Regions from separate parts of the Homo sapiens genome. Here all the other regions are linked to region 1. The links are chromatin contacts, found by Hi-C or POLR2A ChIA-PET in ENCODE. All regions are on one chromosome and are shown on one strand. The core of a region is the stretch at or near the end of the contact, and the rest is flanking DNA. Distances in the headings are between cores, read along the strand shown.

The links. A loop is a pair of places that touch in the nucleus more often than their neighbours do. ChIA-PET counts read pairs that join two places held with the same protein, here RNA polymerase II (POLR2A). Pooled maps may share reads with other maps.
Region 2: a pooled map shows a loop between it and region 1 (4-fold over the local background). The contact joins the promoter of CENPE here to the promoter of SMARCAD1-DT in region 1. A Hi-C loop is called at or near these places in 2 of 50 pooled maps.
Region 3: a loop to region 1 is called in a pooled map, with 12 times the contacts of the local background. The contact joins the promoter of SLC9B1 here to the promoter of SMARCAD1-DT in region 1. A Hi-C loop is called at or near these places in 3 of 50 pooled maps.
Region 4: a pooled map shows a loop between it and region 1 (17-fold over the local background). The contact joins the promoter of PPP3CA here to the promoter of SMARCAD1-DT in region 1. A Hi-C loop is called at or near these places in 6 of 50 pooled maps.
Region 5: a pooled map shows a loop between it and region 1 (24-fold over the local background). The contact joins the promoter of KLHL8 here to the promoter of SMARCAD1-DT in region 1. A Hi-C loop is called at or near these places in 1 of 168 maps with a recorded cell type or tissue (CD8-positive, alpha-beta T cell) and 5 of 50 pooled maps. POLR2A ChIA-PET finds 5 or more read pairs at or near these places in 1 of 52 experiments (H1).
Region 6: a loop to region 1 is called in a pooled map, with 18 times the contacts of the local background. The contact joins the promoter of NUDT9 here to the promoter of SMARCAD1-DT in region 1. A Hi-C loop is called at or near these places in 5 of 50 pooled maps.

Annotation. Positions count from the first base shown.
Region 1 is chr4:94,206,117-94,208,885 of GRCh38, reverse strand. SMARCAD1-DT (SMARCAD1 divergent transcript) reads left to right here and starts at 1,330. Exons shown (of 9, transcript NR_125922.1): 1 at 1,330-1,356. SMARCAD1 (SNF2 related chromatin remodeling ATPase with DExD box 1) reads right to left here and starts at 1,021. Exons shown (of 24, transcript NM_020159.5): 1 at 816-1,021; 2 at 302-540. The coding sequence starts at 491. RefSeq lists enhancers at 441-944, 1,043-1,402.
Region 2 is chr4:103,196,921-103,199,689 of GRCh38, reverse strand. CENPE (centromere protein E) reads left to right here and starts at 1,347. Exons shown (of 49, transcript NM_001813.3): 1 at 1,347-1,426. The coding sequence starts at 1,371. RefSeq lists an enhancer at 931-1,485.
Region 3 is chr4:103,018,334-103,021,102 of GRCh38, reverse strand. It overlaps SLC9B1 (solute carrier family 9 member B1), which reads left to right and starts at 1,398. Exons shown (of 12, transcript NM_139173.4): 1 at 1,398-1,504. It also overlaps a transcript of SLC9B2 not described here. RefSeq lists an enhancer at 1,057-1,557.
Region 4 is chr4:101,346,136-101,348,904 of GRCh38, reverse strand. PPP3CA (protein phosphatase 3 catalytic subunit alpha) reads left to right here and starts at 1,379. Exons shown (of 14, transcript NM_000944.5): 1 at 1,379-2,166. The coding sequence starts at 2,109. PPP3CA-DT (PPP3CA divergent transcript) reads right to left here and starts at 1,128. Exons shown (of 2, transcript NR_033874.1): 1 at 896-1,128; 2 at 22-581. RefSeq lists silencers at 1,144-1,753, 2,224-2,583, 2,604-2,769.
Region 5 is chr4:87,219,295-87,222,063 of GRCh38, reverse strand. It overlaps KLHL8 (kelch like family member 8), which reads left to right and starts at 1,446. Exons shown (of 10, transcript NM_020803.5): 1 at 1,446-1,646. RefSeq lists silencers at 1,227-1,716, 2,057-2,326 and an enhancer at 1,832-2,444.
Region 6 is chr4:87,421,177-87,423,945 of GRCh38, reverse strand. It overlaps NUDT9 (nudix hydrolase 9), which reads right to left and starts at 1,373. Exons shown (of 8, transcript NM_024047.5): 1 at 934-1,373. The coding sequence starts at 1,040. RefSeq lists enhancers at 1-7, 551-1,485, 1,555-1,604.

The DNA of each region.
Region 1 (2,769 bases), core at 81-2,580:
ATCACTGACATCGCTCTTCCAATAGCAACCGTTCTGACCTATGGATGCCCTAAATTCTAATTTCAACTTCCACCATGGGGCCATATTCGAAGAACTCATATAAAAGTGAGGCGACAATGGATGGATGCTCAGTTGAGGGTACATGGTGCTTATGGCAGTCCCAAAGCTGTATTTAAAAGGGCACACCGCAGGACAATGCATCAATATATATGACATCAAGAATAAAAATGAGAATCCCTTCTGCCTTTCATCTTTTAAAAACTGTCCTTGATGTTACATCAATTTTAACATTGTAACTCACCTGTTTTTTCAGTTATATCTGAATCAGGAGTGTTTGCCCTGCTAACTTCCCCTTCAGCATTCTCCTCTTCAGCACTAAGAGAAATTGGTGAAGAAGGGCCAGGCTGGGAAGGTTGAGGGGTTGCTTCGGGCGCTTCCTCAATCTTATTCCTTTTCTCAAAGCGAAAACGGTCCAGGTTGAAAAGATTCATATTGGTAGAAAGCACCACCTTGCAGGGATGGGGGCTTTAAATGAACTATCTGCAGGGGAAAAATAAAGAGAGGAAAAAAGGCCATGAAAACAATATACGATACAATGCCACAGCAGTTTATTCCCAAGGCAATAAAGGGCCCGCAAACATGCCAGTGGCTCAGGACTGTTATGGCTGCGCTTCATTGTTAGGCCGCAACAATTAGAAGGTGGACGGGGGTATCTTTTAAAATTTTCCATTGCTTTTCACTCCCCTTCGTCCGCCTCCCCCGCCCGCCCCTCCTTACTGAAACCACGAGCTGACCCTCATGCAACCTCCTCTTACCCAAGCACGCGCAGGCACGTTCCCCAGTATAACCCCCTAGCGGGCCTCGCGCCCGCCCACAAAGAGAAGCTCCCTGTGCTACCGTGCCCCCTGCCTCGAGAAAGGACCTGCCAGGGCCCGCGCCTCGACACTGCGGGGACACAAAGGGGCCAAAGAAGGGGAGCGGCGGAGGCCGTGCTGGCGGGCATCCGCCCGGAAGTTGACGCGGCGCGATCCCAGCTGAGAGGAAGCTGATAGGATTAAGAACACACAGGAAGGTTCAGAGGTGGAGTGCATGCTAAGGCATCTTTTTAACGTTCAATCGCTCGCTTGTTCTTTCTTCCCTCAGTACTTACGATCTTGTAGCCTCAGTGCTATGTAACAAAGGTTGAAAATAAAAAAAAAATTTCCTAGCGTGGGGCGACGGTAGCCGTGCCGGGACCTTCCAAAACACCACGGAGAAACCTTAAGAGCGCGTAATGATGACGCAACACGCAGCCTAGGCTTTTTCTTCCCAAACAACGCGCGAGCCGACAATGTCGAGGCGCGCGCTGTTGTCATGGTAATTCGTACCCGTCTCCGCCGGCTTGTAAGGGCCAGATTGTTCTGTACCTTTGTCCTGTTAAATTATCTAGAGAGTTATTAAATAGAACAATAGTAAATAGCATAATGACAAAAAATAACAATATATAATACAATTAGTATATATTGTATGTATTATAATCTGTAGTGTTTCACCTATAATATAATGTAGATAGCATAATAGTAATAATACTGTGCTAAGCTTTTTCAGTGTATAATCCCAATCCTTACAAGAAGCCTATGTTTACAAAGCAAAGAAACTGAGACCTGCAAATGTATAGGTAATTAGTGACGGATAAGAACCCCGGGATGCTGAGCTTCAAAGCATTTAAAGTAATTCCTCACTTTCGGCTTGATTGTTCTTAGAATGGAATTTGATTAATTAATTAATTTTTTAAAAATATTTTAATTTTTAATGTTTGCGGGTACATAGTAGGTGTACATATTTATAGGGTACATGAGATATTTTGATACAGGCATGCAATGTGTAATAATCATATCAGGGTAAGTGGGGTATCCATAACAAGCATTTATCCTTTGTGTTTCAAACAATCCAGTTATTTTAGTCATTTAAAAATGTACAATAAGCTGGGAGTGGTGGCTCACGCCTGTAATCCCAGCACTTTGGGGGGCTGAGGCAGGTGAATCACAAGGTCAGGAGTTTGAGACCAGCCTAGCCAACATGGTGAAACTCCGTCTCTGCTAAATATACAAAAAATTAGCCGGGCGTAGTGGCGGGCGCCTGTAATCTCAGCTAATCGGGAGGCTGAGGCAGGAGAATAGCTTGAACCTGGGATGCGGAGGTTGCAGTTAGCCGAGATCACTCCACTGCACTCCACCCTGGGCAACAAAGCAAGACTCTTGTCTCAAAAAAAAAAGTACAATAAATTGTTGTTGACTGTAGTCATGCTATTGTGCTATCAAATACTAGATCTTATTCATTCAAACTGTATTTTCGTACCCATTAACCATGCTCACCGACCACCGGGGTCCTCCCCCGCCCCACACTACCCTTCCCAGCCTCTGGTAGCCATCGTTCTACCGTTTCTCATACGTTCAATTGTTTTAATTTTTTAGCTCCCACAAATATAATAAATGAGAACATACCAAGTTTTTTTTCTGTGCCTGCCTTATTTCCTTTAATATAATGACCTCCAGTTCCATCCATGTTGCAAATGACAGGATCTCATTTTTTTTAATGGCGAAATAATACTCCACTGTGTATATGCACCACATTTTTCTTATTCATTCACCTGTTAATGGACACTTAAGTTGCTTCCAAATCTTGGCTGTTGTGAATAGTGCTGCAACAAACATGAGAATGCAGATATCATTTCGATACACTGATTTCCTTTCTTTTGCATATAATTCACCTATCTTGATGGAAATGTTA
Region 2 (2,769 bases), core at 98-2,597, 9.0 Mb before region 1:
TGGGAGGCCAAGGCAAGGAGGATTGCTTGAGCCTAGGAGTTCAAGACCTGCCTAGGCAACACTGTGAGACCCCACTCCCTACCCTAATCCCCCCACCACCCCGTCTCTACAAAAAAATTTAAAAATTATCTGGGCTTGTGATGTGCCTGTAATCCAAGCTACTCAGGAGGTTAAGGTGGGAACCCCACTTGGGCTGAGGCCAGGAGTTGAGCCTGCAGTGAGCTGTGTTCAGCCTACTGCACTCTAGCCTAGGTGACAAAGCAAGAACTCATGTTTATTTAAAAAAAAAAAAAAAAAAAAAAGAGAGAGAGAGAAGAAAGGGAAAATAAGCATTATTTTTGGGAAAAAATCACTGTATTTAGAATAGCTTTCCCTCTTAGTTAATAAAAGTAACAAACCAGGCCAGGAGCGGTGGCTCACGCCTTTAATCCCAGCACTTTTGGAGACCGAGGCAAGTGGATCACCTGAGGTCAGGACTTTGAGACCAGCCTTGCCAACATGGCGAAGCCCCGTCTCTACTAAAAATACAAAAATTACCTGGGCGTGGTGGCGGGCACCTTGTAATCCCAGCTACTGGGGAGGCTGAGGCAGGAGAATCACTTGAATGCAGGAGGTGGAGGCTGCAATGAGCAGAGATAAGCACCACTGCACTCCAGCCTGGGGTGACAGAGCGAGACTCCGTTTCCAAAAAAAAGAAGAAAAAAAAAGTATCAACCCATTACTCAATGAGTTTTTCAGTCCTCGGTATTTATTTTCCCTAATTCAACCTCTGAGGAAGCCACAGCTAATGGAAACGAGTTACAGAGAGAGAGAAACAGGAGAAAAGCCTAAACTCAGATTTTCTAAGGCGCACAACAGGCTTGTCACGTTTCTGGACTGGACAGCGAATTTCAACTCTTGCTGTTGAAAGTTTATTTTAAACTGTTGGTGCAGTTTCTTTAAAAGACGGCAATTCTGTTTGGGTAGTGAAAAATACATGTATCTCTACCTAGTTTCGTCTACAGGTTCCAAACTTTTTAAGGATGGGGTGGAGGATGACGTTCGCTAGCTTTTGGCAGATAATAGTATTCTGGTATTCCAGGACCACCACTCTCTGCCCACTCCTGGGAGCCCCTCCCTTCGGCCCTCTCCTCCGACTCTCTGCTGGGCCCTTTAAATCCCCTCTCCTGTTTAGCAGTGGTCACGCCGCCCGCCTTGCGTCCCCCGCGCTGCTCCGCACGTGGAATGGCCCATGACGTCACGAGGCCACGGCTCAATCAGATGCGGCGTTTGGGAAATTTTAAATTTAAAGGCGGGGCGGCCTGTGAGCCCTGAAGTGCCGGCCGCGGAGGGTCCTGGCCATTTTCCTGGGACCAGTTCAGCCTGATAGGATGGCGGAGGAAGGAGCCGTGGCCGTCTGCGTGCGAGTGCGGCCGCTGAACAGCAGGTAGGGGGGCCACACCACGGCCCGGTGCCCGCTGGGCCTGCGGCGCCGCCCTGAGCCGGAGGGGCGAGGCCTACGATGTTTCCAGGAGCCGCTGCTTCCCGGCTCTGCTGTCTAGTGACTCGGCTGCTGGCCATCGTTTCAGGGTCTGTAAAGTGACAGGGGAGGATCGGAGATCTAGAAGATACTTTCCAGCTGCGAGATTCACTTAAATTTAACTCAGTCTCGCTGACATACAGACCTTCCCTTCTGTGCTGCTCTGCCTTGCGGCATCTGCTCCTCCCTGCCCCATTCCCCGCCTAGAGAAGTCGTATGGGACCGTGCCTTCCTGGCCCTCATCACAGTTAGTCATTTTACACCTAACTGCTGTCTCCAGACCCTCTGAAGACAAGGGCTAGTCTGTCTTGTCACATTACATTCAATCGTCACTCAAGATCATTCTACAAATATTTATCAATTTTTTTTTAGTGACTTTGTACAACACAGACACTCCCGTCATTGCCCAGTGGCTCTTCCATTCTAATGGGACGAGACAGAAAGTAAAGTTGAAAATGTAGGATGTTAAGTGGTGATATGTAGGTAATAAGTGCTAGGGAGAAAAAGCAGGAAGAGGAATAAATGAAATCGGTTTGCTTCACTAGCTTCTGGCCCTCGACCCGAAATGCTAACACTTTGTGTGTGTGAGAAATTTTTATTGAACACGGGGTTTAATAAATGCAAATACCAAGATCAGGAATTTCCTATTTTTGAGGAGCTCATTATCTAATGCCTTAAACGGCTACATAAAGAAACCATTAGGATACCTTTTGACAAGTGTTATGATGGGCAGGTAGAGAATGTTTGCTAGAGGAGTTATTAGCCCATCAGAGACGAAAGCTTCCCGTGGGGTGAACTGGTGTCAGAAAAGTCTTGACGCTTTTCATGAGTGAAATAATCCCTATGTTACTTAATGGAAAGGGAAGTCAGAGTATTCCAGGCACAGAGAGGTTACATCTGTCATTTGGGGAAGACCTTCAGGTAGAGCTTAGGATGTATCTAGGAATTCAGAGGAAAATGGAAGAGAGAAATGACATGATCTAGGACTCGTGCCCTGCTGAGGATTTCATAAGTTTCCAAAAGGTTTTAAGAATTTTAAGCAAGACAGACATAATCAGAGTTGCATTTTGAATCCATCCCTTTGTTTACCAGTACTGGGGGAGAGGGTGAGAATGAAAGCCTTCACAAGAAAACACTTTTGAGGCGGCAGAAGGTCACTGAAGCTCCATTTAAGAGTTGAATCCTCAAAGATGGACTTTCTGTCATTCTCTTATGTTACTATCTTTCAAAATATTCTTTAGCAGGTGAAA
Region 3 (2,769 bases), core at 149-2,648, 8.8 Mb before region 1:
CTACCTGCTTTTCCTGTGAGTACAAAACATTTCCTTTTCATGAGTACAAAACATTTCCTTAACCCTATAATCATGAAACCCTGTCTACTCTCCTGAAACGAGGAAGAAAAATAAATCCTTGCTGAGATGTCTATAACACGTTGAAGGAGGGAAGGTGTTAAAAACAATAAAAAGGGCAGGGCTGTGGTGGCTCACGCTTGTAATCCCAGTACTGTGGGAAGCCAAGACGGGCAGATCACTTAAGTCCAGGAGTTCAAGTCCTCCTGGGCAATATGTGAAACTCCTCTCTACTAAAAATACAAAAATTAGCCGGGGGTAGTGGTGCCCACCTGTAGTCCCAGCTACTCAGGAGGCAGGAGGATCGCTTGAACCAAGGAGGAGGAGGCTGCAGGGAGCCTAGATCGCACTGCACTCCAGCCGGGGTAATAGAGTGAGACCCTGTCTCAACAACGTCAACAAAACCAATAAAAAGATAATTTCGTATTTAAGTTACCCAAGAAGGAACGGTAATTTGGATCAGATCTTAGATGATGACTAAGAAAAAGAACACTCCGGTAGAGGAATTAACTTTACAGAACGCACTGAGGCAAAAAGGAATACAGTGTTCAAGAGTAAACATTGAGTGTCAGGAGAAACATTAGATAGGAAAGGGCAGTTTGTCTTTCTAAGAAGTTTACACTTTCTCCAATAACAGTTGTTTTTGTCTTTTATAGGAAGCGCGGATTCTATTACTGGAAACTTTGGGACTGAAAGGCCAAAGCTTCTGGGCCCACCATCAACGCAGCTCCGCTTTCATTTCTTTCACATACAACTTTCCACATAAGATTTCATGCGGAAAAAAAAAAAAAACTCACAAAGGTTTTATACTGATAACAGTATATTAAGTGTTTACTTTGTACACAGCGTCTTTGTTCCAGACACTTGCCATGTCTCATTTATTCTCACACCACCACCACAGCGTCCTTTACAGATGAGAAGACAACCTCAGGGAGACGATGTATTTGCCTAGGTCCCATAGCTAGCAAGTGACAGCGCTGCAGTTTAAGCTCAGGCCGTCTTGGGGAGAGACCGTGCTCTTCTACCATTGCACTTTAAGCTGACTTTAGGGGAAACACAATCTGAGTTTTGACAAGTTTACTTCTGGCACATGCAGTCCCGAGCACTGCTTTTTGGCTAAAATGCCCAGTGATGTCAACTCTGTCCCTGGATTTCTACAACCCGATGAGTCAATATTCAGAAGAGACGTCGAAAGGAAAGGGTTCAATAGACAGAAAACACACCAGACAGTCCCAGAAACCCCAGAACCCTCGCCTCTGCCGGCGCGGACAGCCAAGACGTCACTTAAACGCGCTGCCGCCTCCTCGCCCCGCCCCGCCCCTGCGCGGAAGTCTATCCGGGCTTTCGCGTCACCACCCTGCCCACCTGGGTGGCGCGTGGCTTACGCAACGGTCACTGGGCTCCTGGGCCGCTCCCGGGCCAGCGAGGGCTGCGAAAGAAGTTGTAGGTACGGCCCATTTTTCTTAACGCCGCCCTTCCAAGCCCTTTGGCGCTAGTCCCGGGTCTGCCGCGATCGTTTCCTTGCGGTAGGCCGCAGGAGGGCCTTTCCTCCCCCTCAGTTCAATGGGATTCTTGGGCTCTTCTCCCAGACGCTGAGGGAACAGCCACAGACATTGTCTCTCCTCTCCGTGACTCCTTTCCTTACTCCGTCATCCCACATCTCTCTTGTTTGTTCTCTTTTCCTCCTGTTTTTCTTATTTTACAAATACTCGCCAGTAAGAAAGAAGAGATCTGTCAGTTAAGATTGACCTCAAAATTAATTTTATTAAGCGTGTACTATTTTACAAACGGTGGATCCCTGCAAATAAACCTTCACATACATGCTCCTGCGACTGGAGATTCTGGGATTGGTTGCCGATCCTGAGAAAGCTCTCTTCCCCCACCCACCCACATCCACGCCCCTTAATCCTGTTTACTCCTCTTGGCTTTAACCCAGGGGACAAGCACTTCCAGCAGTCCCCAACCTTTTTGGCACCAGGGATCAGTTTCATGGAAGACAGTTTGGGGTGGGGGGCAAGATGGGATGACACTCTTCTATCTCAGATCATCAGGCATTAGATTCTCTTGAGAAGGCGCAATTTAGATCCCTCACATGCGCAGTTCATAATCAGGTCTGTGCTCCTATGAGAATCTAATGCCTTTGCTCATCTGACAGGAGCTGGAGCTCAGGCATAATCCTCTAGCCCTGCTCACCTGCTGTGTGGCCTGTTCCTAATAGGCCACAAACCTGTACCTGTCTGCTGCCCAGGGGTTGGGGATCCCTGCTTTAGACCAGTGCTTTTGAAGGAAAAAGGAAAGTTGCACACATACTGTGTCTGTCACATCAATCAGTAGTGTTACAAGAGCTCTTCACGGGACCATACCAGGTCCCTCACTCCCCCTCTATGGGTGTCCTAGAGCCTGTGAAATAACAGATTTGGTGATGTGGGGAGACAACTGGCCCAGGTGGCACTGAGGGAGGCCACACCCCACTCTCTGATTTTCCTTAGAGATAAATATAATTATGTGTGCAACAGAAGCATGAAAAATGACACTTATTATTGTCACCCCTAGAGAATTCATGCCCCAAATATTTTAGTCACTGTGTGCCTATGAAAAGGGCATTCATAGGTATTGTCCCCTGTGAGTACCAGAATTTTTTTTAACTTACTTTTTAAAATTCTATACAGATTTAGTTAGTACAAGTTCAGTTTTGTTGTGTGGATATATTGC
Region 4 (2,769 bases), core at 130-2,629, 7.1 Mb before region 1:
TTGGAAATAAAACAGGAAACATGAAGGGTGAGAAATTTATTCAGATTTCTTCATAATTCCCCCCAAAAGCTCCAACCACGTTGCCAGTCCTTGGGTGCTGCAGTTGGTCGGGGAGAGGGGCTGTGTGGAGGTCACCTTCTGGTAGACGGAGACCCGCTTTTCAGACTCTGTGGCGCAGCAGGCGGGCCAGGAACATTTGGGCCACTATTGCTCTTAGCCCTGCCGCGCCTGACTTTCTCTCCTCTACTTTCCTTCCGACCGTAGGGACAAGTGTGGGGATCCGCTTTGGGCTCCAAGGCCCTGCCCGCACTGGCAGCACCAAGCGGGTGTAGAATGACTGGAAGGAGCAGGGAAGGAAGATGGGTGTCAACTGTCCCGGCCAGTGGCTGCGTGCATGTGTGTGTGAACAGGGAAAAGGCCACCCTCTCCCATGTTTCTCCCGTCTCCTCGGTTCTCCTCGGAGACCCGCAGGGCTGCCCGAGGTAGCTCCGAGTTGCCCTGGGTCGCTGGGGCTTGGTCCGCATCCTCCTCCGCTAGTCCGCTCCCGCGTTCCACAGCGCCCCGCCGCTCGGTGTGCACGCCTGGGTGGGACACAGTAACAGCCCCTAAGCCGCCAACGCAAAAGCAAAAACAACCGTACACCGCATCGCAGTCGTAGCTCTTCTCCGCAAGGTAAGTTGTTTATTCGTCGCCGTTTTGGCGATCCTCCCTGGACAGCTGCGGCAGCGACGGCAGCTGCGCCGCGGGCGCCGAGCTCCCAGCCTCTTCCTTCCTCCGCCCTCTCAGGGCTGCCTCTCACCCCCACCCTCTTCCCTCCTATCCCCGCCTTCTCTCTTCTTGCCCTCTTGTGGGCCACGCACACACCCGGAGACACCCTCTGCACTTGGCTACTCACACTGCGGCTTAACCCAGCCGACAAGGCACGCTTGCCAAAGAGGCGCGGGTGTGTGTGTGCGGGGTCCGCGTTCGGAGGCCAAAGGAGGGTGGCGTGGTAGAGCCCTTCTCCTCCTGGCCGCGACGCCTTGCCCACTCTCCTGCCCTAATCTCGGCCTGCCAGCAAAAGTGACACCTGAGCAGGGACTGGTCCGTAGAGGCGGCAGGCCCGCTGGTCCGGCAGCTGGAAGAAAACAGAGCAAGGGGCGGGGACAATGAGGAGGAGCGGGAGGCGGGACAAGCGGGGAGGCCGCCACCTGGCACTGAGTGATGCGCCCTCTAGCCAATGAACGCGAGGAACTCCGGCGTCGGGGCGGGAGGTCGGGGGCGGGCTCAGTGGGGAGGAGGAGGCTGCAGGCGCGCAAGAGGCGGGGGCCGGGAGGAGGAAGGGGAGGAGGCGGAGGCGGGCGCGGTGTTGGCGGCGGCGGCGGCGGCGGAGGGGGGTAGGTTGTGCCCGGGACTGTGTCTGCCGAGCTCGGCGGCTGTGCCTTGGTGAGTGGAGGAGCGGCGCGGGGAGGCAGAGGCGAGCGCGGGCGATCGCGGCGGCGGGACGTCTCCGGCGGCCGCGGCACCAGCGGCGGCGCTCTGTGTGGAGAAGCAGGGGCAGCGGCAGCAGCAACAGCGGCAGCGGCAGCAGCAGCGGCAGCAGCGGCGGCCGCCTCTCCGCCGCCGGGGACGCCAAGGTGCGGCTGGTGGCACTGACATCGGCGGCCCTGCCTCTCCTCCCTCGCCCCCGGCCTTCCCCATGTGATCGGTCTTAATCCTGGCCGTGTGTGCGCGCGTGGGGCTCCATTCCGCGGTGCTGGGTCTCCGTGCCGGGGTGGGTGCTCGTGTGTGCGCTTCTCCTCCCCATCCCCCTTCCCCCAAGAATAAAAGAAGAACCGGGAGGCGTGCTCAGAAAATAAATAAATAACCACCACACACGCGCAGCCCGGAGCGAGTCGGCGGGGCTGGCGGCAGCGGCGGAGGAGGAGTGAAGGCGGCGGCGGCGGAGGAGGGACGCGCGGAAAAGGCAGCAACTTTAAAGCCAGCTCAGAGCCTAGACCTCCAGCCGAGCGGTTTGCAGCGCGGCGGCGGCGGCGGCGGCGGCGGCGTTGAGTGTCTGGCCCGCCGGTCCGGTCGGGGTGTGCAGTCGGACGGACGAGCAGCGCGTCGCTGTCCTCCGGCAGCTGGAGATGTCCGAGCCCAAGGCAATTGATCCCAAGTTGTCGACGACCGACAGGGTGGTGAAAGGTAAGCGGAGCGCCGCGGTGGCCTGGGTGCACCGTGTGCCGCAGGCGCCAGGGCAGCTTGCCTCGCCTCGCCTTTCCTCCCCTCCCCCGCCCCAGGTTCTCCTCTGTCCGCTCCAGCCGCGGACCTTCTAGGATATTGTGCAACCCGCGAACCCCGCGAACCCCCCGCCCCCGCGGCGCCCTTCCCCCACGCGTCCCACCCAGCCTCACTTGGGGCATTTTTATTGACGGGGGCGTCAGTTGGCAAATGGCTGAGCCGCGGGGAGGTGGCGGCGGGGGTGGCGGTGGTGGGAGGGGGCGCCCGGGGGGTGGTTGCTGGTAGGGTGTAGCTGCTGTGACAGAAATAGGAAGTGGGTGGCTCTGCTCACAGGCTTGCATGGGATCGGGTTTATGGTTTTCTTCTGCAGAGGGAGGGGTGATTGATGGCTTTTTAAAAATTAATACGGCATTTTTATGTGGCCGTGGCTTTCCACCGACTGCCTCACTTGGGCAGGGTTGTCTTGGAGCTCCATTGCAGCAATTCCCTCCGCGCCCCCCTCCCCCTCCCCCTCCCCCTGGAAGGGCCTGCACAGGACTCGCGAGAGAGCGGGAGAGCGTGGGGGGA
Region 5 (2,769 bases), core at 197-2,696, 7.0 Mb after region 1:
GACAAAGAATTGAGAGGCAGGAGGGGTAATGGGGAAGGTAAGAGACACCTTGAAGCTGCTTCCTCAGTTCAGCGCGGCAAAGCACCATATTTTGGGGTATCGATTTCTGAGTCCCAACAATTTTTACATCACGTTCCAGACACATTTTATGACTTTTCTTCACTGCATACTTCTTTAAAACTCATCTTACTCTATTTTTCTAAAGGTATTTGCATTAAATGTGCAAAATACTAATGCTCTAAAGAGGAATATTTTGAAATATTAAGAATTATTTATATTTCAATGTAAAAAATGTGATTTTTTTTCTAGAAATAAAATTTCAAATTCAAATAGTTGCTTTGGGGTTTTTATAGAAGATGCATATATATATACAGATATATATATGTTCATTTCTATTAAAATCAATGTGCTAATGTTCATATGTGTTAATATTAATAAAGGTCCTAGGATTAAATTTATTCTGAAATAGACTCCTAGGATTGTGAAAGTTTGAGGTTAGTCTGGCAAAAGACACATTTAGGGGAATATCTTTCTTTAAAAAAAATTTTGTTTTTTTGCTGTCTCTTGATCTCCCGCCTCACACATTCCACTTTATTGACATTATAGAAAAATTAATTCATTTCAACAGCACTTTTACTTGCATTGCTTTTTTTTTTTTTTTTTTTTTTTTTAGACGGAGTCTTGCTCTGTCGCCAGGCTGGAGTGCAATGGCACAATCTCAGCTCACTGCAACCTCCGACTCCCGGGTTCAAGCAATTCTCCTGCCTCAGCCTTGCGAATAGCTGGGATTGGTGGCACGCACAACCACGCCCAGCTAATTTTTGTATTTTTAGTACAGACGGAGTTTCACCATGTTGGCCAGGATGGTCTCGACTCCTGACCTCGTGATGCGCCCGCCTCAGCCTCCCAAAGTGCTGGGATTACAGGCGTGAGCCACCGCGCATGGCCACTTGCACTGCTTTTTAGCAGCGAGCTCTCAGGTCAATCAACTGCTTCCTTAGGTTTACAAACTGTGGGTGTGTATTTATAAACACAGTTGTTTTGTATATCCTTTGTAGAGCACGTGGTGAAAGTGACACAGGAATAAATGCAAACCTTTTTTTCCCCTTCTTTTTTCAAAGACATAAATCCCAGGAACACTCACAACCGCAGAAGGGGATTTGATGGACATACAAAGAAACTAAATTTTGTACCGCCGCAGAAGTGAAGCATGGATAAGCTCAAAGGTATTTAGGCAGTGTTTTATTTCAAGATTTGTTATGGGGACCTCCGCCACGCCCTGGTCCGCCTTCACCAGGCCGGGCAACACTGCCCAGTCCCTGAGACCCGGCCGCCCACTAGGGAGCCGCGGGGGCGAGGCCGTGGGGGTGGCCTCGGGGAGGAGGTCCCGAGAACCACACTTCCCAGAGTGCCGTGCGCAGCCCCGCCCAGCCCGCCCCGCCCCCAGAGGCCGCGGCTCGCGGGGGCTGAGGCGAGAGGACGCCAAGCGCCCGCCGGGGCTCCGCGGGGCCGCGCAGGAGAGCGCGCGTCCGCCGGGTGCTCGCGCGGGGTTGGTGAGGTTCCGCTGAGGGCGGCCGGGGCTCTGGGAGCGTGGTAACGTGGCTGCAACCTTAGCGACATCAGGAAGAACAGGGTCGAGGATCGAGGTAACGGGACGCTCGTCTCCCCTCAGTCCCCTCGTCTCCCCTCAGTCCCCTCTTCCTTTGTGCGGTGCCGTCCGCTCGCGCCGAGCCCTCCCTCACCCCAGCCCCCAAGTCGCAACACCGTCCCGTCTTGGGTCTCCGGTGTGCGGAGGAAATTCGAGCCCTCGTGCACCAACCGAAACTCCACAGCTGAGAGGGCTTGGGGCCCGGACAGCAGGAGATCCAGCCCCTGAGCAACCTTCCACGGCTTTTGTCGCCCCCATTGGCGGGAGGAGCAGGGTTATGCTCCCGGCTCCCGTAGGGGAGCTCCAGCCTCTGGCTCTGTCAGCCTCCCCGGCAGCTCCTTGACTCCTTCCTCCCAGTCTTTCGAAGAGGGGCCCAGGCAGGTGCTTCGCGGGGTCCAGGAAGAGGGCAGGCGCGGTGCGGCTGGCGCGGGTTCGGGGCCCCGGGAGGGCGGCCGGACGCCCCCTGGAGCCGCGGCCTGCGGGGGCGGGGCGAGTGGGCCACCTCCGGGCCACGCCGCGCGGGGACGAGGCGAGGAAGGCACTGCCTGTCCCCACTCGGGGGGCTTGCTGGCCGCCCTGGAGGTGCCTTCCCGGGAGCGGCGGTGTAGACCTTGTGGAGAGTGCCTCCTGATGTGGAACCAGGAACCGCAGCCTCTTTCTAGACGCTCAGCCGCCCGGTGGAGTTGTTACCGCCACGATGACAGCTCTTTACGCCTTCCACTCCGTGCTGGGTTCAGTTGGCTTGCTGTTTTCTTCAGAGAGAGCGATTTGGCTACATAGCTTGAATTTTCTACGTGTCTCGTGCTTTACTGGACTTGCACTGTTTTTCCCTCTTGGCAGTGTTTAATCGGGTGACTTTTCATAGAAAACGTTCAGTATTTTCATCTGTGTTAATGGCATAACTTTCTTCTTGACTCTGCCCTAAGCTAATGTTACCAGTTTAGAGGGATACTTTGGGAAAAGGTCCTTAGAACCTGGGTTGACATAAGTATTTTATCTGCTGGTTGCACGTTTTTTCCTTTGCATTGTTTTTCTCCTATACAAGATGGTAATTGTTGGACTCTTGGTGTTCTTTATTCTCTCTCTAGAAGGAAATCCTCTTCGCGCATCTTTCTCGTGTT
Region 6 (2,769 bases), core at 124-2,623, 6.8 Mb after region 1:
GCAGAGAAGTTGCTCCACCACTACTGCAAAGCCTGAAGCAAAAGGCAGGTTCCCAGTCTACCCATCTGGTACCTGCTCACATGCCCTCAACTGAAACCTTCCTATCTAGGCAACCTGGTACAGAGCCAAAAGTCAATTAGCGACCCATGTACTGAAAACAAGACCTATTACTCATATTAATCAAAATATAGACAGATAACCAGTGCCCATCACATGTTCGAGAAAAAGCAACAGAAGGAAACAGGACCAAAAAGACACAGAACAATTGACCAACAGTAAGTAAATTATTTAGGAAATAGATTTTTCTAATTATCATCTTTGTAGATTCAAGACTTTTAATATCTATAAAATAAGAAAAGGCTGCTGCACCTAGGACCCTGTGTTTACTAACTCAAAGAATAAAAACTGGAGAAGGGAAGAACAGAAGGAGGCAGTGTAAGACACCATAAATCCCTAAATTTAACCACAATAGACAAATTATTAAAAAAAAGGAGGTAGATAGTAAATATAATATATTGTCCACCCTGGAAAGGGGACAGGGGGAATAGTGATTTTACTTTTCATTTTACATTTTCAAGTTGTTTTAACTATGTACATGTATTAATACTAATAATAATGTTTTAAGTATTAACCATAAAAAAATGGCACGGGACACCACCACCCCAAACAATTGCTATTTAAACTCTCTCGTGATACTAACAATGATTTACAGAGAATGGCAAATTTCAAAATCAGAAGTCAAGAAGGGTCCCTGCCACTCGTTTTCCTCAAAAGGCAGATAAAATATTTTAGAGCCTTTTTGAAAACTTGTATATGACTATAAAAACCCGAGAGGCAAAGCAAAGCCTACAGAATACGCCAGAAAAAAAAGCTGCTTCCCACCCCCAACTCAAGGTCTAGGGCAAAGGAGCCGGTAGTAGGAGGGTGGAATACCTGAACGCCTGGATGCCGCGGCAGCGCGAGGACCTGATAGTCACAGAGGCCAAGGCCAGAGAGAGAGACACCGCGGCTAAAGCCTTTCCCAGGAGGCGTCCCGCCATGAGCGCCCCGAGGGCGGCTTTGCGATGCTAGGTCGCTCTTAGTTGGTGCCTCCGCCTCCCCACACCCCACAGCTCCGAGTCCCGGCCGCGGGTATCTGATGGGCACTAGGACCTGTCTGCCGTTGGGTTCCCGAACGGGAGTAGCTGTGCCTATCTATAAATCACAGATCAAGAGCCCTCCCACGATAAGAGTCCACCGCTTTCCCCAGTGCATCGAGAAAAATCCAGACCAGCACGTGACGCCGAAGCCTCCAGCGCCAGCTGCCTGGGGAAACCGCGGCCACGAACCTCGTAACTTTCTCTCTGCGTAATGGCGCTTTACGGCCGCGCCGCAAAGCAAAGGTCGTGCGTTGCCGGCTTGGTAGCGCCTTCCTTCTCCGACTTCCCAGACTTCCCAGTCTGCGCAGGCTTACTTGGGGACGCAGGGAACTACCAAGAAAGTGTCAGAGGAAAGGAAAGGTGAAACAGACGAGGAACTGGAACGGGAATAAGTGGGAAAGAAGCCAAGGGGTTTGAGAGAGACTTGCTGCCCTGGGTTTTTGGTTTTTGTTTTTTGAGACAAGAGTCTGGCTCTGTCGCCCAGGCTGCAGTGCAGGGGCGCGATTTCAGCTCATTGCCGCCTCAACCTCCTGGGCTTAAGCGAGTCTCTTGTCTCAGCCCCCGACGTAGCTGGGACTACAGGCACACACCGCCATACCTGGCTAATTTTTGTATGTTTTGTAGCGACAGATTTTTGCCATGTTGCCCAGGCTGGTCTCCAACTCTCAAGCTCAAATAATCCAACTGTTTGGGCCTCCCACAGTGCTGAGGTTACAGGCCTCAGCCAACGCGCCTGGCCCTGCTCTGGTTTTTTTAGGGAGTAAGTTGTTGCGGAAGGACGCAGGTCTTAGCCATATTTTTGAATAATACTTCGTTATGGGAATGAAACCGCCTTTGCAAAATTATGACTGATTTGGGAGGCCGAGGCGGGATCACTTGCAGTCAGGAGTTCAAGACCAGCCTGGCCAACGTGGTGAAACCTCGTCTCTACTAAAAATACAAAAATTAGCTGGGCATGGTGGTAAACGCGCCTGTAGTCCCAGCTGCTCAGGAGGATGAAGCAGGAGAATCGCTTGAACCCGGGAGGTGGAGGTTGCAGTGAGCCAACGTCGCACCACTGCACTCCACCCTGGGCGACAAGAGTGAAACTACGTATCAAAAAAAAAAAGAAAAAACCTCTGCTCCCTGAATGCTCAGGGAGACTGATTTGAGTAATAATAGAACTCCGGTCTCACACAGCTGGCTCTGCATGAATTACTCTTTCTCTATTGCAATTCCCCTGTCTTGATGAATCAGCTCTGTCTAGGAAGCGGGAAAGGTGAACCCCTTGGGCGGTTACAGCAAGAGGAGATAGTCCAGAGACTCAGCCCTCGTATCTTGAAGGGTTTCTTGGTTTTTTGTTTTTGTTTTCTTAACCAAGTTGTCTGCTCCAATTGCTGGATTTCATTCACAAGGCTTTGCTAGGACCAGTTGTGGCCCTTGGAAACTCGTGGAGGAGAAAAGCTGTGAAAATAGGCACACATGCTGGAGGAGGAACAGAGGGCAACACACATAATACTGGATAATAAACTTGAGAGGCAAAAATTAAACAAACCGACAAACAAAGTTGGAAACCCAGACTGTCCAAAGCAGCTTGTAATCAGGCTTACTTCATTTATATTAGCTTATTGATGTGGCAACTATTTGACTT